Regions from separate parts of the Homo sapiens genome. Here regions 2, 3, 4, 5 and 6 are each linked to region 1. The links are chromatin contacts, found by Hi-C or POLR2A ChIA-PET in ENCODE. All regions are on one chromosome and are shown on one strand. The core of a region is the stretch at or near the end of the contact, and the rest is flanking DNA. Distances in the headings are between cores, read along the strand shown.

Region 1 (4,031 bases), core at 1,116-3,615:
GGCCATTCTCCCTCATGGGGGAACCGGCAAGAGGCAAGCCAGAGGTGCTGCCTCACCGCCCACTGGCAGCAGCCCCAGGGAAGGAAGGGAGGGAAGGAGGGACAAGGATCAGGCCTGGGAGGCCCAGGGTTTTCAGACCTAGGGGATCTGGTCCCAGGGGGCGGGCCAGGTTGGCAGGGGAGCCCAGGTGCCCAGGTTCTAGGGGCGGAGCCTAAAGACTGGGAGGCGGAGCCCCAAATGACAGAAGGCGGGACTCAGGAAAGCCGGTGGGGGCCAGGGCGGAGCCGGGCAAGACGCGGTCGTTGCGGTTCCCAGGCTTGCAGTGCAGGGGGCACGGTGACTCACCCAGGCGGCGTCCGCCCGACCCTCTGAGGCCGCGCTCTTGCCACTTCCGTCTCCCGCAGCTGCTGAGGCCGCGCAGTCCCGACCCCACCACAGTGCCCCTCTCCTGAACCAATCATATCTCTAGCCTGTACCCGCCCTGGCCAATGGCCACGCCAAGTCCCGCCCTGCCCCCATCACGCAGCCACCGCCCTCACTCTCGACCCCACTCATTGGTCGAGTCGGGCAAACGCCCTCCCAGCCTTTAGCCAATCGGATGCCTAAAGACGAGACTATACCTGGAGGAAGGAGGCGCGGCGCCGGAGGGGAGACGCGACCAATGGGAAATCACAGCGCGTCCTTGCGGCAGCCAATAGGAGAGCAGTAAAGAGGGGGCTGCTGGCCACTGCTCTGGGGACCGGAAGTGGAGGCGGCTCGTCGCCTACTGGTAGCGCAATTAGAGGCGGGCATTGTAGGTTACATGCCTAAAGCCACTTCCGGTGATGGCCCCGCCCAGGAGGTACTTCTGAAACAGGTCCCCAGTGGCACCTCAGTTTATCCATTCCCGTTTTGGTTTCGCAGCTGTCATCCGGTCCCAACGCCAGAATAGGAGAAAAACCTGCAGGCTAAGAGAGAAGGGAGGGCTGGGCCTGAGGTTCAGTCTTGGTCATCTCCGACTGGCGGCGCTAGGATTTCCCCCTTCCTGTGTCTTGATGGGTTCCTCCAACACTCACTTTGTATCGATAAACGACCCTGCAGTTCTTCACGACCTGCATTGCGCTGGCAGTCCTGAGTGAAGAACTCTCCTCTCATCCCAGAGATGGGAAACCTGGATCTGAGACTGCCAGCTAGCTGCGGCCTCCTAGTCTGTAAAGCGAAGGGAGACCAGGACGCTCCCAAGGACCCGGCTTATCGCCCCTCCCTTTCCTTCCCGGGGACCCAGAACAGACCACAAGACGGAGGGTGGCCGCTGGAGGTCGCCGTGGCCCCGCGATACCACCAACCGACAGAAATGGAGAACAGTTGATTCAGATTCAGCTGATATTCTCAGGTCTGGAGCGGGCCTGAGCGCTTTAATTAGCCCGGGGCTAATGTCCTCACCCATCTTTGTTTATAGAACGTTGAAACTCCAGTACTGTTGGTAAGTTCCAGGAAGACAGGAACTTTGCACTACTTGAACTCCAGGGTCTAGAACAGCCTGCAATCTAGCAGATGCTGTAAATTTTTTAATTAAATACTGAACTCCTGTAGGACGGTGATTGTGTTTTTATTCATTCCCAGCACTTACTATAGTGTTTGGTGATTACAATGGCTGCAGCATTTGTTCAAAGCTCTATCACAGGCTTTCTACAGTGTAGAGCTTAACCTGCCTATCCCTTTTCCCAGATCAGGGGAAACAGAAAGTCAGGAGGTTGCACGCAGTTAATACCTTGTGTTTTCCCAAGGGCAGGTATCAAATACAAAACTGCGTCCGCCGCAGCTGGAATACGCACAGGCATCAAAATGGGGCCTTTTGGGCCGGGCGCGGTGGCTCATGCCTGTAATCCCAGCACCTTGGGGGGCCGAGGCGGGCGGATCTCAAGGTCAGGAGATCGAGGTCATCCTGGCTAACACGGTGAAACCCCGTCTCTACTAAAAATACAAAAAATTAGTCGGGCGTGGTGGCGGGCGCCTGTAGTCCCAGCTACGGAGTCTTGTAGTCCCAGCTACGGAGCTTGCAGTGAGCCGAGATAGCGCCGTTGCACTCCAGCCTGGGCGACAGAGCGAGACTCCGCCTCAAAAAAAAAAAGGGCAGGGGGGACTTTTGGACAGTCCTTTAATATTGGGGAAGTGCCCCAAATTTCTTTTTCTTTTTATTTTTCTTTTTTTTTTTTGAGACGGAGTCTCGCCCTGTCACCCAGGCTGGAGTGCAGTGGCGCCATCTCAGCTCACTTCAAGCTCCGCCTCCCGGGTTCAGCCATTCTCCTGCCTCAGCCTCCCGAGTAGCTGGGACTACAGGCGCCCGCCACCACGCCCGGCTATTTTGTATTTTTAGTAGAGACAGGGTTTCACTTTCTCCTTAGCCAGGAGAAGTGCCCCAAATTTCTAATCCCTTAAGCCAGGACCTTGGTAGCCCTGAGGTGTGATGGGAGACTCTGGACAGAACCACCTGTTGACCTATCCAGGACCCAAATATGCACCACAGGTAGGAATCTTTTTATTACCAAAGGTACTGTATGTGTGAAAGATGGAGAGAGACCCAGACCCCAGATAACAGAGGCATGATAGATATGATCGTCAAGATGGAGAAGCCAGGCTGGATTCTAAGCAGGGACTTAGAAGGGGAAAGGAAGTGGAAAGTTTTCCCCACTCTCCCTTCCCTACTAAAAGCCAGAAACCAACATCTTCTACCATTAGCCTTTCAAAACTGGGTCCCAGGATCTTGATCTCCAGGTCATAAAAATACACACAGGGACACCAGAAGCCACCTACAGATTTATTAAACTTTATTTCCTCTGAGTCTCTGGGCAGTCAGCAGGGATGTAAGGCGAAGTGGCAGTAGCTGAAGGGGCCTGAGCAGAGCTGGTGCTGGGAGGGGCCGGCATGGACAGGAAGAAGAGGAGGAGATTTAAATATCCAGGGCTGAAAGCCAGTTAATAGTTCTCCTTCATCTGTTTTTGTATTTTGTGTAGCATCTCCTGCATCCGCCGCAGCTGGAATAGGCACAGGCATCAAAATGGGGACTTTTGGAGAGTCCTTTAGTATTGGGAAAGTGCCCCAAATTTCTAATCCCTTAAGCCAGAACCTTGGTAGCCGTGAGGTGTGATGGAGACTCTGGACAGAACCACCTATTGACCTATCCAGGACCCAAATATGCACCAGAGCCAGGGATCTTTCTATTACCAAACAAAGAGATACCAACGTTGGTGATCAAACAGGAGACCTCCCCTATACCCCATACTGCTCTCACCTCCTCATCTTTCTCTCGGATAAGCTTCTCAGTTTCTGGATCTGTCCCTGGTGGGACAGCAGGGATGGGGAAGTCGGTACCACTTTCCCGAGTCAGTTTGCTAAAGGGAGAAAAGGGTTGATAAGGCGAGGAGGACCCCAGCACCCGCTTAGATTGAGCCCAGGGCCTATAGAAGAACAAAAGTAGGGCTTGGTCTCACCCAAGGCTAGGCTTGGGATCTCCCCCTGCCAGCTTTGTCCTGGCTTCTGGTCATACTTGCGATTCCGTTCCTTCACCACCAGGCGGGTCATGCTCTGGATGCACTGTGCCCGGTAGTTCTCATAATGTGTCTCCCGTGTCACATCCTTCAGGTCCTGCATGTGGGTACGTACCAGCATTGTCCTCAGCTTCACAAAGTCGCAGTGCCCTGGGTTTTCCACTGCATAGCAAGGCTAGGGGTCAGCCAGAGGCATAGGTAGGGGAGAGCCACTGAGGGCAAGGAGATACCCTGGTCACAGGCTCAGTGCTTTACCTTCCACGATGCCCCAGGGGTAGAGTCGACCCCGAACTCGCCGCCCTCTGGCCTCTACTACAGTGTTGCTGCCAATTACTGCAAATGGGATGCTTTCCTGGAAGAGGTTAGGGGTGCCTGTCAGCACCCTCTGTTCTCACCTCTTTCTTTCCACCTGTATCGTCATCTTCTCTGCTTCATTCTAGGAAGCCAGGGTCCTTTCCCACCCTGATAGCCTGAATATAGAATTCTACTCCCTTTTTCTACCCG
Region 2 (4,031 bases), core at 751-3,250, 1.9 Mb after region 1:
AACAAAAACCTTCCAGTCAGATCAGTTTAAAATGCAATTAACTTCATTTGTATTTACAAACGTACCATCTTAGTTTGATAGGAGATTAAGCAGGCTAGAGCTGAATACAAGTTTAATTTTGGAATTTCTCAATGCCAGGTACATCACTAGTATTCACACCCTCAAACTTAAGAAACACTTCTGAACCTTGAAGCTGTAAATCAGTTTGACTAATGTCCTCTTTCATGCCATGTAAGCCATTGCCTAATTGAGGCCAGACCTGTCAGGCTCAACAGCATCCCGGAAATGACTAGCCTACTAGGGCTGGAAACACATCAAGAATTTGGAATATTTCTCATATTGGGGCAGACAAAAAAAGTTCAAATGAGATTGTCCATAAAAACAATTATTATACTGTTCCACAAGGGAAAAAGAAAGAAAGACATAAAAGGCATATCTGTGTTATTCTGGTAAATCCACCACCACCAATACATCTCAATTCTGTATCTTACTGTCAGGTGATGGTCAACTGAACTTACCCACTTACCCCTCTTCTTCCTATATACGAACAAGAGTTCACTTCTCAAGCCTCATTTTGAATACCCGTCTTTTAATCTAATTACCATTTTATATCCTTAGCTACTAAAACCACCTGGAGCATGGCTGATTTCTTGACTTGGAAACCTGTTAACAATAATGCCTAGCTCCTAATCTTCTTAATGTTTTTTCACTTCTTACCAAGAATATCCATTAAATGTCTAAAAGAAATACAAGCATACACAGATCTACACACACTGAAATCCCAGTCATGAAAAATTAAGACATTCCGGCCATAAACTGTGCAACAAGACACTTCCAGTTAGTGTGTGCTTTAGTGATCATGGACAGCGGTATCAGAGTGAGTGGTAGGGGGTTGGGGCTGCCAACAATATACTGTGCCTCAGAGCCAATAAGCAGCAGGCCGGGACTGGCAGCCAGGCCAGTCTCTAAAGGGAGATTTAACACAATATCTGAATGCTGGACTTCCCAATGCCATTTCATGGAGAGGGATGGAGCGAGAACTGGGCATCAAGTGCAGTCAAAGGCTTTGGTCAACGTCGGAGGAGATGAAACCTAAGACAAGGTCTGGTGCCAACGCCAGCTGTCCAGTCTCATCTCACCTCAAACACAACTTCATTTCAGATCGTTCTTATCAAAGTCAGCCGCTCAAACGGTGAAGGGTGGCAGAAGCGGATGGCCACAGCCCTCAAGAGACAGGCATAGGCTCTGGGAAAAGGCAGGGACTCCCCAGATACGAAGGGGCTTCCAGTAGCAGAGAGGAGCGCTTTGCAGCCGCCTCCTCGTCCCCTTCCAGCTAAGGCTGTTAGGAACGAGGTTAGGATGTTATTTGAGGTTTTTATGAAGGAATGATAGGAGAAAATGGCAATGAAGGATGAGGGGGGCTGGATGGGCTGGAGCCGCCCAAGAAAACGGGGAGAGGACTTCCCTGGACACATCCAGGATCACAACGCCACCAGCGAGCACGGGCACTGCCCTGCCAGCGCCGATCCCCCTCTCTCAGGACAAGCCCCTTTCCAAACGGCCCTAATTCCCAAACGCTGCTTCCCACCCGACCTCTCTCCTCCACCACACTCCCCAAGGCCGGCCGCCTTTCCCTTCCGCCTCAGGCGCCCCACGCCCTCAATCTCCCCTCTCCCTCCCGGTTACCCACCCTCCAGGCTGCCCGTCGCGGGCCTCCCAGGCAGCTCGCCCAGACCCCTCCCCCCTCACCTCTCCTCAGCGCCTCCTCGTAGCTGAGGAATCCGATCCGTGACTCCTTGGCACCCATGCTCCCCTCATCCCCTCGGCGGGGGGTCGGAGCCTGATCTCGCCCCCACCCCCCTCCCGCCTTCTCCTCGGCGTCCCTGGGTGACGGTGACGGTGTCGGCGTCCCCCGCCCCCACCTCCCCCCACACTAACAAGTGCGGCTTCTGCCCCGGCGGCTCCTCCCGGTCGCCGCCACCGCCTCCATGCCGGATCACGTGACTCTTCCGCCCCGCCCCCTTCCCCTGCCTCCTACTCCGCCCTTCTCTCTCCTCTCTCTCCTCCCTCTCCTTCCCTCCTCACGCCCTCTTGCCACTTCCGCCCCCTCCCGCCAGCTCCGCCGAGGGTCACGGGACCCGAGGCCAGACACTGTTCCCGGTAACGGCCGCCCAGGGCCGCACGCTCCGCCCCTCCCCAAGCTAACCGCGCGCAGGAGCGCCGGGGAGGGGGACGCATCTCCGCACGTAACGCATCGTCCCATCTTCCCGCCAATCGCAGCCGCGCGCCCCGCCCGGGCGCCTCCGCTGGCGACGGGGGGTGGTGACTTCCGGGGCGCTTGAGGACGACCCCCCCCGCCCCCGCGCCCACATGTTCTGGCGTTCGGCGGGTGGGGTCCGAGCAGCTGACGGTTAGTGTGGCAGTTGCCGGGACCTAACATGGAAGACCGCAGAATCTTAGGGAATGGGGTTCTGAGGGATGCGGCATATGGCTCAGAAGAGAAAGGAGTGGGTAGGCAGGGAGCTCCCAACCTTAGGGACGTCTTTGACTGGGAGGGCGTTGTGAAAGGAAAGGAGAATCTCAAGGCTTTCCTGTGACAAAAGAATGCTCACACCTAGCGGGAGATCCCTGAGGAAAGTGGACCTTGTTAACGAAGTGGATCTGCCTTTTCGGGTCATCTCGCCTGCCCGGCCCACCTTCTCCTCCTGACCATGCCTCTTGTACACATTCTCTGGAAAGCGCTGTGCAAAAGGCTTATCCTCTCTCCCAGAGTTTCTCCCCGAGAAACATGAGGGCTACAAGGCTTAGCGTGGAGTCGTTTTAATCTGTGGTAAAATATACGTAACAAAATGTACCATTTTCACAATTTCTAAGTGAGTTCAGTGGCGTTAAGAACATTGATATTGTTTTGCATCCATTGCCACGTCCCATTTCCCACCGTTTTTCATCTTGCAAAAGGGAAACTCTGTGCCTATTAAACGGTAACTCCCCAATCCCCCTCCCACTGGTCCGTGGCAACCGCTGTCCTACTATCAATTTCACTACTCTTAAGTATTTCCTCTGAGTGGAACTCTGCAGACTTTCTCTTTTGTGACTGGCTTATTTCACTTGGCATCGTGCCTTCCAGGTTCATGGTGTGGCAGCATGTGACTGACTCTCCCACTCCACCTCTCCATTTCCCAAAGAATGAAAAGCAGGGATGTGAACAGGTATTTGTGCCCCCGTGTTTATAGCAGCATTATTCACGAGAGCCAAAAGGTGAACACAACCTATAGGAAACCATAAATGGAGAAACCAAATGGGGTGTATATGTACAGTGGAATTATTATTTAGTTCCTTGATTTTCAACTCTTATTTAGTTTGCGTCTTCAACCTAAAAGTCACGGAATAAAGCTTCTGGAAAAGGAAGCAATATTGAAAAAGTAACCATTTGGATTAGATTGGACCCAAGGTGCCGGTTAGGTAATTTAGGGCCAGGGAAAGGTTATTAGTTCCTAAAACCAACAGATTCTAATATACCCTGCTAGAGAAAGAAGGTAATATTCTGTGTTTTTCTTTTTTTTTTTTTTGAGACGGAGTTTCACCCCTGTTGCCCAGGCTGGAGTGCAATGGCGCGATCTCGACTCACCGCAACCTCTGCCTCTCTGGTTCAAGCGACTCTCCTGCCTCAGCCTCCCGAGTAGTTGGGATTACAGGCATGCGCCACCATGCCTGGCTAATTTTGTATTTTCAGTAGAGACAGGGTTTCTCCATGTTGGTCAGGCTGTTCTCGAACTCGCAACCTCAGATGATCCGCCCGCCTCAGCCTCCCAGAGTGCTGGGATTACAGGCGTGAGCCACCGCGCCCCACCAATATTTCGTGTTTTTCTACTCACCTTTCCTGGCAAACCAGATCAGCAGCGTGGCATTAGTCACAGCGCTGCCCTTTCCAGTTCACTGTGAGGTGGTTAATTTTAAGACCTCAGATTAGCTGCATTACTGAAAGGCCATGAATCAGGGGGTTGGGAATACATTTCAAAGCCTTTAATTTC
Region 3 (4,031 bases), core at 1-2,500, 1.3 Mb before region 1:
GAAACTTTCATGCGATGCCTTTGGAAGGCTACAGACATTGTCTTTTTGGAGTTTTCAGTGCATGAAGGTATGAAACCGCATTTATTAAGCACCTACTGTATGCCAGAACCCGTGCTGCACAATACTACTGCTGCTAAGGTGGGAGTGATTCTGAAGCCTTCTGCCACCCTAGCTACCTCTGCAGGTCGTGAGGGGTCTTGGGCTATTTCAGTATCATGCACTTTACTATCCTGGCATACAAAGGCTGGGTGAGAAATAAAATATATAACGAACGGATTACACAGGGGTTTCCTGAAATAACCACCCTTCCCATCCATCCCAGAGACACCCCAAAAGTACTTCTCGTTATATACAAACATTTGCTTTGAACCTCAATCATGTGACCTTGACTCCTATAACCTATCTTATTACATTTTTAAAACACTGTATGATTAACGCGGAAACCCTTTCTTCGGCACTTTCTCGCCACTGGAATCGCGTCAGTTTCTCAAAGTTCCAAAATAACCTTTCCCGGGCACGGATTGGTACCTCTACTGGGGAAGGGCGGGGAACCGCGCAAGACGTGCCGGTGTGGAGCCAGAGCCAGAGAGAACTTCCAGCGCAAAAGGAAAATAAAACTTGTGGCTGGTGTTTGTGCAGGAGGGTCTCCGCCATCCTGAAGCCCCCCGATCCTGGGGCGTCTCGGGGGCCGCCAAAGGAGCGCCAGGGTGTGGGTTTGCTCCCGACGTCCTTGACCTAAATTTCTGAGCGGTGGCTGGAAACAGGGCACAGCGGAGGGCGGGCGGCTGGTGCCATTCCCGGATCTCGGCGGCAGGGGCCGGCAAACTTGAATGGAGAGGGCGAACTAGAGAGGGTGGGGGGCGTCTTCTCCCAGGTCCGGGTGAGGAGCCGCAGCAAGCTCCCCGCGCCTCCCCTCCCCCGATCCACCCGCCCCCCGCAGCCCATGTGATCCAGGGAAGTCGGGGTGCGCTCCCCCTCGCCCTGCGCCCTGCCGGCCCGGAGGCGGGGTCCCCTCCGCCCGCGGGGTTCGCGCGCCACCCTTGTGGGTCCGGCCGTGGGGGGCCGAGTGTGCGCGCGCGGGCAGGCGGGGGCCGCACGGGGGTGCGTGACGTCACCGGCATTGGTTACACGACGTTCTAGAACTCCGCCCCACGTGCGCCGGGGAGGAGGGGGAGGAGGAGGAGGAGATGGGGGTGGGGAGGAGGAGGGGGAGAGGTGGGGATGGGCCGGGGGGGCGGGGACGGGGGGGTGTGCGAGGCAGCGGGGCTGAGCTAAGCCGAGCCCACGTGTGACGGCTCTCGCCGCTGCCCCGGCTCCGCCGCTCGCAGAGAGATTCGGAGGAGCCCGGGCGGGGGGGAGGAGGAGGGGGAGGAGGGAGCGGAGATCTCGGGGCTCGGAGCCGGCCGCCGCTCCGCTCCGATCGCTGTGGGGCTTGGTTTTTTGGGGGTGGGGGGGCGGGGGGGCTCAGATATGGAGGCAAATGGGAGCCAAGGCACCTCGGGCAGCGCCAACGACTCCCAGCACGACCCCGGGTAAGTTTCCAGCCGCTGCCCACCGCGCCGCCTTGGGCTCGCTCTCCTTGCAGCGGCGGGGACGGCGGTGCGCGGAGCCGGGCATCTCCCGCGCCCCCCCGCCTCTCCCGCGCGCCCCCCCCGTGGAAGTTACACACCTTTGGATTGCATTTCGCCGTCACCTTCTCCCCCACCCCACCTCCCGGCTCTCGCTCGCTCGCTCCCCCCCGCTTTCCTTTTAGCTTTTGTAAGTTACACGTCAAAATGGCCGATCTGACATCGGTGCTCACTTCTGTTATGTTTTCTCCCTCTAGTAAAATGTTTATCGGTGGACTGAGCTGGCAGACCTCACCAGGTAAGGGAGGGAGGGGGGGACGCCTGGGTCCCCCCCTTCTTGGCTTCTTTATTGCTCTTTGTTATCCCGGTGTAGGAGCCCCCCCCCCCCCGCCATTGGCTCCCCACTTCTCCTGTGCAAGGTTATTTTTTTTAAATAGCAAATCCTTTCTGAGCCCTCTATGCGACCTCTGTTGCCGAATTTCCCCCGCGTGTGCAAAAAATGCAAAAACAAAACAGAATAACAACAGAAAACTACTTTTGGATTTTGTCCTTGATCAAAATTTGCATTGCTTTTTTTTTCCACACCTTCTCTCCCCCCCCCATCTCTCTCTTTCTCTCTCTACAGATAGCCTTAGAGACTATTTTAGCAAATTTGGAGAAATTAGAGAATGTATGGTCATGAGAGATCCCACTACGAAACGCTCCAGGTAAACCATTCCCTTCTGGATTTTGTCTTTATTTTAGAACAAAGTTTAAGTTTTATTTTTGGAGGTGTCTTCGGAAGTAGCTAAGCGGATTAGAATGGGGCTCAGGCGCGTGGCTGATCTCGAACGGCGCTCTATACCACCCCCACCGCCCCCTAGTAACCCCAGAGGTTATTGTTAATTGGAGCTGAACTCTGGATACAGAGATACCCATCTCTCTGCTTTTAAGTCATTTTCCCGTCGCTTCTTTTTCTCTGTTTAAAATGACATTCAGCTTCATTTACTTTCGCATAGTTTTTTTTTTTCTTTTGATCTTAATGTGTGTTTCCCCCACACTCCCAGCTCCCCAAACTCTTAAGATCCCTCTTAGAAAGATGGTGGTAAATCTCTTCTAAGTGCCGGGCTTTCTTCGGAATAAAACAAAGCGTTAAGAAAGGGAAGGGGAGGAGGAGAGGAAACTGAGGTGGCCAAAGAGTGGAGGCACCAGCATTTTCCAAGTTACCTCCACCCTCCCTGCCCCCGTTCCACTTCCCCCGTTAACCTTGATGTTTTTTCTTGCGAGGTGGAGGGCTGTAGGCAGGAGGGGAATTGGAGGAGGGGAGTGGGAGGTGGGGGTGCGTGGGGGGCAACTTTTGCTCCTCATTCAGCCTTAGGTCTCACTCCTGGTTGCTTTCAATGGTGTCACATTTTCTTGTTTGTTTTTCTCCCTCTTTGTCTCCTTTCAGAGGCTTCGGTTTCGTCACGTTCGCAGACCCAGCAAGTGTAGATAAAGTATTAGGTCAGCCCCACCATGAGTTAGATTCCAAGACGGTAGGTTGCTTTTTGTTGTTGTTGTTCGCCCCTTTTCAGGAACGATCTGGGCATTGACAGCCCCATTTAAAGGGACAGTGCCTTCTTTTGCTTCTGTGCTAGAACTGGGTAGTTTTAAACTGAGCTAGCGAGTTGGCTCAAAAGTTTGCTGCTGTGGCTGGCTTTGGGGTTTTCTTTTTAGAGCCTGTCCCATTGCAGCTTCAGAGGCTGCCAAGGTTAGGCTTGGGGAGGAGAGGGTTCGGCTCCTGGAGAGTCTGCCTTCCCGGCCTGGGGACTGTGCAGAGAAACTCCACCAGAGAGCAAATGCAACTTTTCTTTGTCAGCCAAGCACAGCACGCGTTACCAACTGTGGCTGTGGGGATCAGCTTTGAGAAGGCACAGCCTGCTTTGTGGCCAAGGGGGACAGCAGTGGGAAGGAGGGGAGAGGGCGCTAATTACAGGTCCAGGCAACAGGTTTCTCTTGGGGCACTTGGGATTTGGAATGTGCTTTGGGAAGGGAAGGGGACGCTGGCGGAGCTGAGCTGGGCATCCACTGGGGTGACTCCAGATGGCATGAAATCTAAGGCTGATAAGGCCTGGGGGTTTCAAAGTGATTTTTTTTTCCTTCCTTTTCTTTCTCAGATCCTTTCATTTGAGTATGGGTACTTTTATACATCACAAGTTTTAAAAATCCAGAGTAGAAGGGGGAAGAGTCTCCAGGCAGAGGTCAGAAGGGGAAGGGAAGAAAGAGTGTCTGTATATAACAATACATTTAATGGGAGGGGGAGTGTGCAGTGTTTTATTTAGCCCCTGTGTGGGCTTCCTGCCTCTCCTCCCTTCCCTTTATGTCTACCAGAGTTTCCCCACGGTTTTTATTAATATATATCTGCCCCAAACAGAGGCCTTAAGATGACATTGGGCTGTAGTGCTGGGTTGCATGGAACTTCACTCCTCTGTGATGGGGTAGTGG
Region 4 (4,031 bases), core at 905-3,404, 1.2 Mb after region 1:
GAAGCTATTATGTGCTGGATAACATACTAAATCCTTTATATCCATTACCTCATTTATTGTTGCTATGAACACATAAAAAGGAAGATATATTAGCCTCATTTTAAAGATGAGAAATATGAGGATCAAACAGAGAAGTTGCCTTTTTCTTTATTTTTTTTTAAAGAGAAGGGGTCTCCCTCTGTCACCCAGGCTAGAGTTCAGTGGCATGATCATAGCTCGCTACAGCCTCAAACTCCTGGGCTTAAGCAATTCTCCTACCTCAGCCTTCCAAGTAGATGGGACTACAGGTGCATGCCACCACACCCTCCTGATTTTTTAAAAATTTTTTATTTTTGTATGGACTTGGTCTTGCTATGTTGCCCAGGCTGGTCTGGAACTCCTGGCCTCAAGGAGTTGCTTGAGGTCGAGGCAGCAGCATCTCGAGTCCAGTTCAAAACCAATCTGGGCAACCCAGTGAGACCTCATCTTTACAAAAAATTTAAATAATTAGCCAGATGTGGTGCCACATGCCCATACTCCCAGCTACTCAGGGGATAAGGTAGGAGGACACCTCAGGCTGGGAGGTGGAAATTGCAGTGAGCCATGATCGTGCCACTGCACCCCAGGCTGGACAACAATGCAAAACCCTGTCTCCAAAAAAAAAAAAAAACCCAATAAGATCAAAAACAGGACAGTGAAAGTTCCAAAAGTTACCAAGTTTATTTATTATGTCCCATATCTCAATGGAGTGTCTAATCATAAAAATGCTAAAATTAACACATATTTTTGTTCTTTAGGATGTTCTAATCTCATATTAATCTGATCAGATTATCATCTAACTCCTCTAAAACAACATGTCTGTCTCTTTTTCTGTACACTTACGACAAGCGTATCAATAAGCCTAGTGCCTAAGACTAAGGTAAAACAAATAACCATTCTTTGTCTCATAAATAATTCTGGGCAATGACAGCAGAACAAAATAAGTACATCCTATAAAATCTTCTTCTTGGTGCCTTCTAATTCCCCTGCCTCAGTAAACCCATTTCAGTAGTGCTCTTGATCCCATTACCTCCTTCTGCACCATGCTCCACCCGTTAATCTTTTTTTAAGAGACAGGGTCTCACTATGTGGCCCCCTATGTGGCCCAGGCTGTTCTCAAACTCCTGGGCTCAAGCAATCCTCCTGTCTCAGCCTCCCAAAGTGTTGGATTACAGGCTGAGCCACCGCGCCGGGTCTGCAGTTTACAACCGAAAAAAACAAACAAACCTTTCCCAAATCTTCTCTGACCCTTAAGCCACTGCCCCACTTTCCCTGTATAACATATTCCCAGAGTCTAGTATGGTGCCTGGGGTATGTCAGTAAGGATTAATACCTCTCTAGTTAATCTCTTTGTGTGAAAAAGGGGGGAAATTTTTTCTTTCTTTTTTTTTTTTTTCTGAGACGAAGTCTCACTCTGTCGCCCAGGCTGGAGAGCAATGGAGCGATATCGGCTCACTGCAACCTCCGCCTCCCGAGTTCAAGTCATTCTCCTGCCTCAGCCTCCCGAGTAGCTGGGATTACAGGCACGCGCCACCACGCCGGCTAATTTTTGTATTTTTAGTATAGATGGGTTTTCGCCATGTTGGCCAGGATGGTCTCGAACTTCTGACCTCAGGTGATCCGCCCACATCAGCCTCCCAAAGTGCTGGGATTACAGGCGTCAGCCACCGCGCCCGGCCCCAAATTTTCGACTATATTCTTAGAAACCAATTCTTTCCACGCAGAGCTCGACAGCTCGAAACGCTGGGGATATTCATAAGTGCCCAGCTGAGGGTATGAGGCCTGCTCGCTATTTTATCAATTTCGGAGAGAGCGCATCGATACTGCCTGCCTGGAGGCTTTGCTGGGAACTAGAAATTCTGAGTCTTCCCCTCCCCAGCAGCCTGTTCCTTTCCTCCAAAGGACGGTTCGCAGAACAGGAACAGAGGGCTCAGCGGCCCCTGGGCGGAAGACAGTTTATAAAGGAGAAAATGAAGAAGGTGGGTAATGCAACGAGGTGAAAAGAAACGTTCCTACTGGCGAGAAAATGAATAATGATATTGGTCTCCTTCGCCCTGTAAGGAGCCAACCAACCTACCTACAGTACCTCCTTTCCTCACTCGCGCCTTCCCTTCTTCTGGGCAGCGAACACGTTTCTATCGCGTGAGCTACCTCTTCCGGGGTTCCTGGGTGACAAGTTCCGGATCAAGAATCACAAAGCGAGCAGTCATTCTTCCTCTTGCCACACCCACAGGGCCCGCACTAAGAGCCTAACTGAAATCCCGCGAGGATCAACCGAGCTCGCCGAAAGGAGGGAGGAACGTATCCCTTCTGGAGGCTGTCTCAGGGGGCAGAGGGACCGGACCGGAAGTGACGTGAGCGGGTTCCGGTTGTCTGGAGCCCAGCGGCGGGTGTGAGAGTCCGTAAGGAGCAGCTTCCAGGATCCTGAGATCCGGAGCAGCCGGGGTCGGAGCGGGTAGGTAAACTAACTCAGGGAATTGGGGACCGAAGCCTGAGGCTGTCCTCAGAGCTTGGCGTCTTCCGGAGCTCTCCCACTTAGGCATTGCGGATCTGGGGCACTGTGATTCCGACTTCCAGCAGTGTTTTAGGACGCTGCTGACTGGATGTCTCACCCTGGATGTCTCACGCTGGCGGTAGCCAGGTTATTTGGGACACCTTCTCATGGTTGGTCACCCGGACATTGAACCCAGACACCGGGCTGTTCGTTCTCCTCTCCGCGTACTTGGAAGCCTTGCTAGGCTTCTTTAGAGAACCTCTTAGTCCCGGGATGTCCAGGACCTTGGAGTAAGTGGAGAAGGTCTTCCCTGCTGATGACTGAGCTATTTCTCAGGATCTGTCAGTTTGGTTTTTGCTCTCCCGAACCTCTGGCGCATGATGCTAGATGTATTCGCTCCTAAACGAAATCCAGGCGTGCAAGTGCCATCTAAAGCTCTGGTGGTACAGGGTAGCCAAGGGAATGGGCCTTCGCTCCGCAGAGCCCTTGGAGAGGAACTTCTCAGATTTTTCACTGCTTTAATGAAAAAGAGTTGTCTGCCTTTCCAAACCCCTGAACCCCGACCTCTATATCTTATTACAGTGGAGGTATTTGCAGTAAAACGTGAAGGTCGACTTAATCTCTAAAATTCCAGAAACCATATGTGGCCCTGTGTCACACTGCTAGATTACTTATGACCTCCAGAAGATTTTACACAATCATCTTTTATTTACCTGCAACTCCATGTAAAAATCTAATAATACACGTAGACTGGCCACTGTTGATGTGTTTTGGCAGCATCGCTCCTTATCCTAATGTTAACGTCTTTCATTTCTACTTTGGGGCTTGTCAGAGATTTTTGTGGACAGATTACATTGATCATTTGAAGAAGCTTGTACAAGTGTTTCTGGTGTTGTCATGATAGAATTTAATATTCCAGTTGCTACTACCTAGTAATTGTATTGTCATTAGCTCTGATTTTAGTTGTGTATTCTTAGCATAGATGATGAAAGGAAGAAACTTACTTACTAGGCATCATTGTATGCATTGTAGCTTATGTTTTTACTGTGGAAGAGGGATGGTGGTACCTAGACAAATGTGACTGATTTGTGTAGGTATGAAGTGACTCTCTCGAGTAGAAATTTTATATTTTACTACTTTGCCTACATTATCTTAAGGCACTGAAGGTTACTTTTTTCCTTTGAGGGATATATCCTACTTGATTACAATTGATTAATACAGTTTAATTTCTATGAGTCACATTCCAGAAGAAAATATACATAGAACCATGATGCCTTTTACCAGTTTACCTATAGCTAGTTAAATCAGTTTGTCAGTTTACATATTTTTCTTATTTTGAGTTTGAAAATTTGTTCACGCTTGGCTTTGAAACAAGGTGACAAAATTTGAGATATGGAATTATGATAGATGTATCATTAGTTTAACATTCGGTAAATTTGCTTCTTGATTATATAACTGCCAAATCTGATCTTATCTTCTTTATGTTCAATTGAAGGACTGATTATCCAGTTTTTCTCAC
Region 5 (4,031 bases), core at 874-3,373, 1.2 Mb before region 1:
TCCCTGATTGGCCTTGCTTAGGTCACAGGTCCAGCCCTTGGACCAGTCTGTGATGGATAGTCCCTTGGAACTGGGTAGGTTCCCTGAAGACAGGGGTGCTGAACAGACACAACAGTGTATGTCCAGCTTTGGTCTGTCCTCTTTGGTCTCCCTTATTTTTCTCTTCCTTTTCTGCCTCAGACCTTTCTGTTAGGGATGCGTGCCAAAACTCAAGTGGAACTGGTGTCTTTACCCTCAAAACACAGACTCCTGAATTATAATCACATGCTGATTTTCGTGGTTACCACTGATCATGACCACATGATTCTTTTGCTCTGAGGGTTGGGCCAAACCCCCTCCCTTGTTCTGGCAATGCTATTTTGAGAGGCCATGGGGGCAGGCAGGGCCTGGCGGGTTCCAGACTCTGGCTCACCTTTTAATAACTTGCTCTGTGACCCTGGATGTGCCATTTAACCTTTCTGAGACTTAGTTTCTGAGCTGGGTGCATCAACTAAGATATCCATCAAATACTTTGGAAGATGTAAAGTGGCATTTAGATGACATAGGCTATGTTTCCCAGGCTAGGACATGGGCTATGTTTCCCAGGCTAGAGTGCGATGGCACAATCTCAGCTCCCTGCAACCTCTGCCTCCCGGGTTCAAGCAATTCTCCCTGCCCCAGCCTCCCAAGTAACTGGGATTACAGGCACCCACCCCCACGCCCAGCTAATTTTTTCTGTTTTTAGTAGAGTTGGGTTTTCGCCACGTTGGCCAGGCTGGTCCCGAACTCCTGACCTCAGGTGATCTGCCCGCCTCAGCCTCCCAAAGTGCTGGGATTACAGGCTTGAGCCACCGTGCCTGGCCAGTCTTTTTTAATCTTTTGCTTAGGAAAGAGAGTGACGGGGAAAGAAAGGTTTAATTCTGGACCTTACTACCCACACATACCAGATCTCCCCTCTTTGCATAACTTCTTTTTTGGCGGGCATGTTTCTTCATTTTTATCTTCTTGATAACTTTGATGCCCTGGTTGGACTCTTAAGCAGATTATCCTTGGGTGGGGACGTCAGCAGGGAGAACCACCCCAGACTAAGACAAGTTGTGTTTTGTCTGTCAGCCAAAAGCACTCTTAGCAATCCGACATAGACATCATTTTAGATGTACAGAGAAGAAAGAACAACACAGTATTGATAAGATTTCAGCAAGATCCCCCCTCCCCCAAAGACGAAAACACACAAAACTTAATGCATTGCTCTGTAATGCCTTGGTTCCTAGTTTCCTAATTAGGCCTGTGGTTTAGCAGAGTGCACCATCTCAATACACAGATGGTTTTTATGTAAAAAAATTTTTTTCAAATGTTAATTTCCAGTGACTGATGTTTTATGCCTAAATCATTTTCCATTGTTTATATTTGATAAGAACTGTATTTGAACTGCTCCTTTATAAGTTGGAGTCTTTTGTAATGGGATTTAACTTACTGGTTTTACAGGTGTATGAAAATGTTAAGCCGTGTATTGTATTTGAGAGTTTGAAAATTCTTCGTTGCAGCTAATTTAAGAAAAAAAAAATTAAACAGGTGATTAGCAGCTGCTTTCGGTTTTGAATGTCCTCGCTTTGGGGTTTTGTGTTTGCTTATTCGTGTGCAAATTGGTGTGGTTATTTTGGACCGGTTGAGACGCTCCAACATTGCACCTCCCAGGCCAGCTGCCCAGGGCCCATTCAGTAGACCCTTCCCCGCTTCTCGGGGCTGATTTGTTCTCATCTTGTGTGCTCGAGAGCTTGCTCTCTCCTTAATGATTCAGGCCTTCCTGAGAAAACAAAGCAGCTCTGGCCCCGTTTCTCCTTGAGGACAGCCTTGTTCACTGCCACAAAGACCCTGCTTTCTCCCCAAGCAGAGGAACTGCCTCTCGGGGCAGCCAAGAACCACAGACCCAGGCGGCTGCAGCTCCTACTTCTGAACTTCTGGTCTCCCGAGTGACAGCTTCTGCATGGTCTTAAGCTCCAGGACCCCCAAGGCCACCCAGAGTCAGAGTCCACCGCCGGTGGGAAAAACAACATTAGGAAGTGGGTGGTGTGGTGTAGAAGGGGCTGCTTAGAGCTTCTGGCCTTCGGAGCTGGATCCAGCCACTTGAGCTTCATTCGGCAGCACACAGACACCTCCCCTCCCTCCTGCTCTGCCCCAGACCTTGTGCTTTCTTGGCACCGCTGGGTCGTGCCTGCTCAGACCTGGTCAGTGTGCTTGCCAGGGCGAGGAGAGCTTTGCATAGGCCGCTGCTGCTTACTTATTAACGATGACGCTGGTGGGAGCTGCGCCACCAGCTCCCTATCCAGGCCTTTGTGGTTGCATCCTGTTCACATAAAGGTGAAATCATGACCTGCCCGACTTGATTTTTCAGTTGAGGGGCTTTTGTGTATGTGTCGTTCTTGATCCAGTAAGAGGATTGTGCTTTCATTCACAAAGATTTGATCAGTAAATAGGAAGAGAAAATACTCAAGGGAGAAATGCTTAGTGTTCCGATTAATACATTAATCTTTTTTTTTGATGAGCTGAAGGTGCTCTGTTGTTTCTCTTGACTGAGTCTTTGCCCTTACCTTTGACCTTAGTGACTTGATCATCCAGCCAGGATCTCTGTACAGCCCCATCTCCTTTCTGAGGTCTTGTGGTCACACACATGCTTTCCTGCTTCTGTCTTGAATGATACTCAGTGAACCCCACAGCTTTGGGGGCTGCTATTTGAGGCACCACACTTGGCAGGCTTGGCTCCCACGGGGAGTTGCAAAGCTTGCAGTTATAGACCTTGGCAACTATTTGCCCTTAAAGAAAAGCATCAGTGAAAAGTTGAGGGCAGAGGGAAGAAGAGAAAGATCTTCGTGGGTTTTTCTGTGTGTGTGGGGGGGTGTGTGTGTGTGTGTGTGTGTGTTTATGGACAGCATTTGTACCTGTAAAACCAGAATGACTCCTTCAGGCATTTTTTCTCCTGGGTGGTTGCATTCATGGGCTGAAGCTGGCTCTTCTGAAGATTGCAATGATATTTAAGGTTAAGGGCTTGCCAGGTAACACCTTGAATGACTCAAGGCTCTGAGGCCAGGCTGCGTCCATTTGAAGGAAGGAAGCATCTTTTTCTGATTCATGCAAAGGCATCTTATGGACTAATGGTCATCCTAGAAAGTCATCACTAGTACAAGGATCTTTTGGAAAAGTGAGATTGGAGAAGGTTGAGTATGAAAGTGATGTATTAGAAAGGTGAATATGGGATGTGAGATCCTAGTCATTAGCGTTTGGAGGGGGCCTTGGAGGTTTGTTAGATCAAAGCTTTCATTGTGCAAATGAAATGGCCCAGTGAGGTTAAAAGAGGGAAGGTCACACAAATTCCATGAAAACCATAAGTACAAGGTTTGAGGAAAATAATTTTAGGACAAATAAAAGAAGTGCTGATTTTCATTGCACTTCTAACAGTTTTATAGAAGTGTCTGTACCTAAAGTGTTGTACATGTTAAAATGTAAATATGGTCAAGAAGATTGTAGGTGAAATCGAAGATGATATGTTGCTAGGGCCCAGCCCTAGCAACGTATCATCTTTTGAGGAGTGTTCCTCATACTTTGAGATTGGTTTTATAGAGGGCTGTTCCTTATACTTTGCGATTGGTTTTATAGAGGGCAACTCTGTTCACCCACAAAAGTCTCTTGATGCCATTGCTGGCCAGAACTTGGGTGGGAGAATGGGAACTGTTCAGCAGAGCAGGTGAACAGGTGGTCCTGCCATCCCAGTGGCAGGGGCCCCTTCCTTTCTCCCGCCACTCCCGGAGGAATGACCCTGCATCTTATGCACTCTCTCCGATTCCCCAAATCCCCTAGGTCCCACTGCTTGGGTTTGGGGAGTGGGGCACATCTCTGCTGAGAGCCAGCCCATCAAGCTGTCTGGGTCTCATGGTGGCATATCTTTGTTCCAACTCAATATGGGCATTTTAATCTTTATTTATTTTTAAAATTTAATTTTATTGAATTCAGCTTTAATATTATTGAATTCAGCTACAAGGGAGATAGAATAGGGTGAT
Region 6 (4,031 bases), core at 1,015-3,514, 1.1 Mb after region 1:
AAAAAAAACTCTTATTACCCTACTCAAATTATTCATCTTTAAAAAGGCATAGGGTTTTTTTTTAATGTTTATCATCTTGACTTTTTTTTTCTCTTGAAAATTTTTGGATTAATTTGAAGATCATTTCAAAATGACCCAGGATATCACGATCTATTTTTCCTCTTCCTAAATTATTTCTCAAAACAGTGTAATTTCTATGTGTGATGACGTAGCAGTCACTAACAACCTCAGCGCACTTTTTGGTTAGATATTCCACTCCAAATAGCTAAAATCAACTGCTTTTGGGATTCTAAATGTACTTAAAGTTACAGGGTCTGTATGAAAATGCCAGACACTAATTAAATTTTGGTGGCCCATTCATGATACGGCTCTTTTATCTCCGGATTCTGAGATTGAAAAGGTGACTTGATCAAGCTATTGAATTACTGTAATAAAACAATTACTCCCTTAGAATTTTAATTTAGAATTTGTCTACTTCCAAAAAGGGTTTAAAGCAGTTATTACTAGACTGGCATTAGGTTATTTCAAATGTTGCGGAACAGAGGATCTTCGTGTATTTAGCTTAACAATACAAAAAGAAATTTTGCAAGCATAAATATTCACTCTTACAACATGGTGGCAAGGCTTTTCTTTGCAGAACAATCTTTGCCCTCTTACCTGCCAGACTCTTCTCTCATGCTCAGTATGTGAGACAGTTAAGTAAAGGGAAAAACACTAAAAGCAACTAAAATGATTGGCAAACTTCTCACTGTAACCTAAACTGCTTAGCATACAAAACTATCGTCTACCCAATAGGGTTTTATGTCCTTTAACTGAAAAGGACACTAAAAATAATTATTGTGGACTTGAGCTTTTCTCTTTCGGCGGGGCGGGGGGTGGGGGGGGAGAATCACCTCTCTTACAAAGATAAAAGGCACAGAACTAACGTCTTTCATCCTTTATTGTATTGGTGCGATTATGAAATATTATTATGGCTTATACTTTAGCAAGAAAGTACCAGAAAGGTTATTATTAATCGACAATGAATGCCGTTGATACCTTCATGCTCTTTGAAGACAGGATGCTCCGGCTTTGAAGCGCTACATTTCTACATTGCTAACCTACAGGAACCTATGTTGAGGTGGTCCCACCGAAATACACGGCTAATAGTTCATCTCTTTCCTCCAGGAACCTTCAGGTTTTTTTTTGTTTGTTTTTTTTTTGAGACGGAGTCTCGCTCTGTCGCCCAGGTTGGAGTGCAGTGGCGCGATGGAACCTTCGGGTTTTACTAAGCATCCTTACCCTAATTATCTAAATCTTTGAGACGTAAATTATTTGATGTGGCTAAAAATCCTCCTGCTAGAATTTAGGTCCAATCCTTTAATGTTCGGATACTCAAATTCTTTAACGAAACTGATCACTGAGCTAGGCCGACACAAGTCCGCCAAAATGTCCGCAGAAACGTTAAGAAAAGCTGTCATAAGGCCAGCTTGAAAGACATCATAAAAGGCCTTCGCTGTCCTTTGAGTTAATTATCTAACACCCGAAGAGAGTGCCAGTTCTAGTTAGAATCCGCGCGTCAGGTTCTCCAACAGTCAGAAGGGCTTGTGTGAGGGCAGGGAAGATTTTAAACCCCGTTTCAGGCCCCCTCCCTAGGCTGTAGGAAACCACCCACTCTGAAGCCCGGCGGGGGAGGAGTGCTGCAGCCAGCTGCCGAGGGAGCGCTCTGCGGCGAGGCCGTTTCCCTGAGTCACGGAGAGGGCGGGAGGCTGCGCCCGTCTGCCCCCGCCACGTCCTCCTGTGAGGGGCTCAGTCGAAACAGGCAGCGGTCGCAGGGAAACGAAGCGGCACCCGTCATGCCTCAAGGTGGCCCAAAAGCCTCTTCACTCCCAGGAGACGCCGCATTTCCTTAAAACGAGCTCTCCATTTCTGGCAGCAATCAGCCGACCCTTCCCCATCAGTATCACGTGCACCTGGAAGTACGTGGGTGGGACCTAAAGCGCCCACGGAAGTGACGTCGGTCGCCCCGAGTCGCATGATGTGGCAAAATGAAAAAAAAAAAGTGGGGGGAGAAAGAGAAGACTGGCGAAAGTGATGAGTCTAAAAAAGTAGTCCCTCCGGTTCCTCTGTTTCCCCCCATGTGGCGTCAGGAAGCGAGGCACCGGGCGCACTGCGCCCCGAATTCCTGCGCCCGCCGCGCGCGGCGCTCCGTGGAGGGGTACATAAGGCGGAGGGGGTGAGGCGACTGGGCGGAGTTCTGTCGCCGGGATCCTTCCGCTGGGCTCAGCCGTTTCCGGAGTCTGCGCTGCGCCCGGTTCCGCCATTGCGGCTCTCCTGGCCCCTGGAGCCTCCGCCCCCGACCCGAGCTCTTTCGTCTGCCTGCCAGTTTCCTGCGTCCCCGGAGAGGATCCTGCTGAGCCCAGCCTCCCCCCTCCCCTTCTCCTCCTCTCCCTTGGAGAGCCCGGGCAGCCACTGCCCCGCAGCCCCAGTGACAGGAGGAGACCATAACCCCCGACAGCGCCATGGCCCAGATTCTGCCAATTCGTTTTCAGGAGCATCTCCAGGTGCGGCCGGGCCCGGGCTGGTGAGGGCTGTGGAGAAGGTGGTAGGAAGGATGGAAGACGCTGGAGTCTGGGCCCGAGCAGTATCGGAGCTGGAGGGGCGGGGGGGTTGTCGGTGATTGGGGTAGGTGGAGGAGGGGGCACTATCTTGGAAAGCTTAAAATATTAAATGATGTGGGGCTTGGATGGAAAGGACAGGAGTTGGGGTGCAAAGAGCTGCAAGGACCAGGCCTGGATCCAAAGGCCTCTCGATCTTGCTTCCTGGATGGCCAGAACTGCGCGTACAAACTCTCTCCCCATTTTATTCATTTCATTCATTTGGGTAGGGGAGTGGGAGGGGGATTCTCCCTTGTTTCTACCAGAGCAAGGATTCTTATCCCCTGGGCCAGTGCGGGGCTGTCACCTTCCATTGCTCTCCTCTTTCCCTCATCGTGTCTGCACCCAGGAGTTGTGGGGCGGGTGGGTTGGGGAGGAGCAACCTTTTTTTTCCCTCCCTCTGCGGCTCTCAACTGAGAAAGGCACCTTCTCCGGTGGTGGGGGTTGGGGGTGGTGGTGAGGCGGTGGCTTTTCTCTTGCCTTCCCTGAGGCAGTAGGGACAGAAGGTCACTGAAAGAACGGAACGAGGGTAGAATGGGAGAACGCATTTCTTAGAGCTATGTCAATCTCAGAGTGTGTGCGGTCAAACTCCCTAAGGAAACTCGCCTCCCCTTCCCCCTTTTTTTATTTCTCTGGGGATGTTGTGGCTCTTAACCCCTCTTTGGTTCTGGAAGGTAGGAAAGAGTGATACAGAGGTTATCTTTTAGTCTTCTCGAGTAGTAGCAGGTAGTTTTGAATATCTTCTTCAGGATCGCATGGAATTGAACAGAGCCCTGGGGACAGCACAGCTGCTCTGAGACCTGCAGGGCTATTTGGTCTGTGACTGGCTTCCCTTTAGTAAGTTCTAGAGTTCTTCCCCATGGTTCCTTATCCTGGAGGCAACATATTGTTATCTGGCAACATGCCAGTGGCGGGCCTAGGCAGGTGACCATTGGAAGGCTTCACTGAATTAAACCTCTTCAGAGCTTTTGATTTTCCTGTGTCACCAATCCTGTTTTTTACTGTAGCTTAAATAATTTATTCCTATTAATTTGCTTTCTTCCCAAATATCCCCTTAAAGAAACCTGCCTCAGCTCAGTCGTCTGAAGGGCTAATTCCATAATGACAGGGAATGCAGTGGTTTGACATGACACTGATATCAGTGACCTATTAGACACTTTACCATTGAAGACCATTTTTATTTACATTTCCCCATTGGCATAGCATACATAAAGGATTCTTGTTAATAAAAGGTTTTAACATTCAGGCTATAAGTAACATAATTTCATATTTCTTTGCAAGTATTACCATGTTTGCACTAGCAAGGACTTATTTTCCTTTAAGGCTTGAAATGTAAAGAATAATAAATTTTTACCCATAAAATGAGTTAAATAATGCACTTTCCTCAGTCATCTA

Evidence for each region. A loop is a pair of places that touch in the nucleus more often than their neighbours do. ChIA-PET counts read pairs that join two places held with the same protein, here RNA polymerase II (POLR2A). Pooled maps may share reads with other maps.
Region 2: a map of ascending aorta shows a loop between it and region 1 (9-fold over the local background). The contact joins the promoter of USP32 here to the promoter of SEPTIN4-AS1 in region 1. A Hi-C loop is called at or near these places in 4 of 168 maps with a recorded cell type or tissue (CD4-positive, alpha-beta T cell, ascending aorta, naive thymus-derived CD4-positive, alpha-beta T cell and 1 more) and 14 of 50 pooled maps.
Region 3: a loop to region 1 is called in a map of B cell, with 16 times the contacts of the local background. The contact joins the promoter of MSI2 here to the promoter of SEPTIN4-AS1 in region 1. A Hi-C loop is called at or near these places in 4 of 168 maps with a recorded cell type or tissue (B cell, CD8-positive, alpha-beta T cell and naive thymus-derived CD4-positive, alpha-beta T cell), 2 of 37 single-sample maps with no recorded cell type and 11 of 50 pooled maps.
Region 4: a loop to region 1 is called in a map of ovary, with 17 times the contacts of the local background. The contact joins the promoter of PTRH2 here to the promoter of SEPTIN4-AS1 in region 1. A Hi-C loop is called at or near these places in 4 of 168 maps with a recorded cell type or tissue (cardiac septum, naive thymus-derived CD4-positive, alpha-beta T cell, ovary and 1 more), 4 of 37 single-sample maps with no recorded cell type and 15 of 50 pooled maps.
Region 5: a loop to region 1 is called in a map with no recorded cell type, with 6 times the contacts of the local background. The contact joins the enhancer-like site here to the promoter of SEPTIN4-AS1 in region 1. A Hi-C loop is called at or near these places in 2 of 37 single-sample maps with no recorded cell type and 4 of 50 pooled maps. POLR2A ChIA-PET finds 5 or more read pairs at or near these places in 1 of 52 experiments (activated CD4-positive, alpha-beta T cell).
Region 6: a map of CD8-positive, alpha-beta T cell shows a loop between it and region 1 (18-fold over the local background). The contact joins the promoter of CLTC here to the promoter of SEPTIN4-AS1 in region 1. A Hi-C loop is called at or near these places in 7 of 168 maps with a recorded cell type or tissue (CD4-positive, alpha-beta T cell, CD4-positive, alpha-beta memory T cell, CD8-positive, alpha-beta T cell and 2 more), 4 of 37 single-sample maps with no recorded cell type and 17 of 50 pooled maps. POLR2A ChIA-PET finds 5 or more read pairs at or near these places in 2 of 52 experiments (CD8-positive, alpha-beta memory T cell and Caco-2).

The regions. Positions count from the first base shown.
Region 1 is chr17:58,517,472-58,521,502 of GRCh38, forward strand. SEPTIN4-AS1 (SEPTIN4 antisense RNA 1) reads left to right here and starts at 2,366. Exons shown (of 5, transcript NR_110810.1): 1 at 2,366-2,506. It overlaps SEPTIN4 (septin 4), which reads right to left. Exons shown (of 14, transcript NM_001368771.2): 11 at 3,783-3,879; 12 at 3,527-3,689; 13 at 3,272-3,371; 14 at 2,785-3,014. The coding sequence ends at 2,955. It also overlaps a transcript of MTMR4 not described here. RefSeq lists enhancers at 925-1,670, 1,018-1,117.
Region 2 is chr17:60,390,133-60,394,163 of GRCh38, forward strand. It overlaps USP32 (ubiquitin specific peptidase 32), which reads right to left and starts at 2,001. Exons shown (of 34, transcript NM_032582.4): 1 at 1,750-2,001. The coding sequence starts at 1,807. RefSeq lists an enhancer at 1,716-2,557 and silencers at 1,732-1,791, 1,822-2,041, 2,152-2,471.
Region 3 is chr17:57,255,273-57,259,303 of GRCh38, forward strand. MSI2 (musashi RNA binding protein 2) reads left to right here and starts at 1,251. Exons shown (of 14, transcript NM_138962.4): 1 at 1,251-1,532; 2 at 1,826-1,866; 3 at 2,194-2,275; 4 at 2,998-3,082. The coding sequence starts at 1,471. LOC101927510 (a long non-coding RNA gene) reads right to left here and starts at 1,724. Exons shown (of 3, transcript XR_007065860.1): 1 at 1,670-1,724. RefSeq lists a silencer at 806-1,435 and an enhancer at 3,414-3,503.
Region 4 is chr17:59,705,276-59,709,306 of GRCh38, forward strand. PTRH2 (peptidyl-tRNA hydrolase 2) reads right to left here and starts at 2,155. Exons shown (of 2, transcript NM_016077.5): 1 at 2,096-2,155. It overlaps VMP1 (vacuole membrane protein 1), which reads left to right and starts at 2,379. Exons shown (of 12, transcript NM_030938.5): 1 at 2,379-2,473. RefSeq lists enhancers at 1,969-2,624, 2,425-2,484.
Region 5 is chr17:57,355,333-57,359,363 of GRCh38, forward strand. The region is part of intron 5 of MSI2 (musashi RNA binding protein 2); the gene reads left to right. Among named protein-coding and RNA genes, the nearest start is that of MSI2, 100 kb to the left of the region's middle. Within about 2 kb of position 2,124, at least 23 of the 41 ENCODE cell types and tissues checked have a DNase peak (open chromatin) inside an H3K27ac peak, as active enhancers do.
Region 6 is chr17:59,617,631-59,621,661 of GRCh38, forward strand. CLTC (clathrin heavy chain) reads left to right here and starts at 2,265. Exons shown (of 32, transcript NM_004859.4): 1 at 2,265-2,543. The coding sequence starts at 2,502. RefSeq lists enhancers at 699-1,511, 1,349-1,398, 1,409-1,528, 1,979-2,328, 2,058-2,352.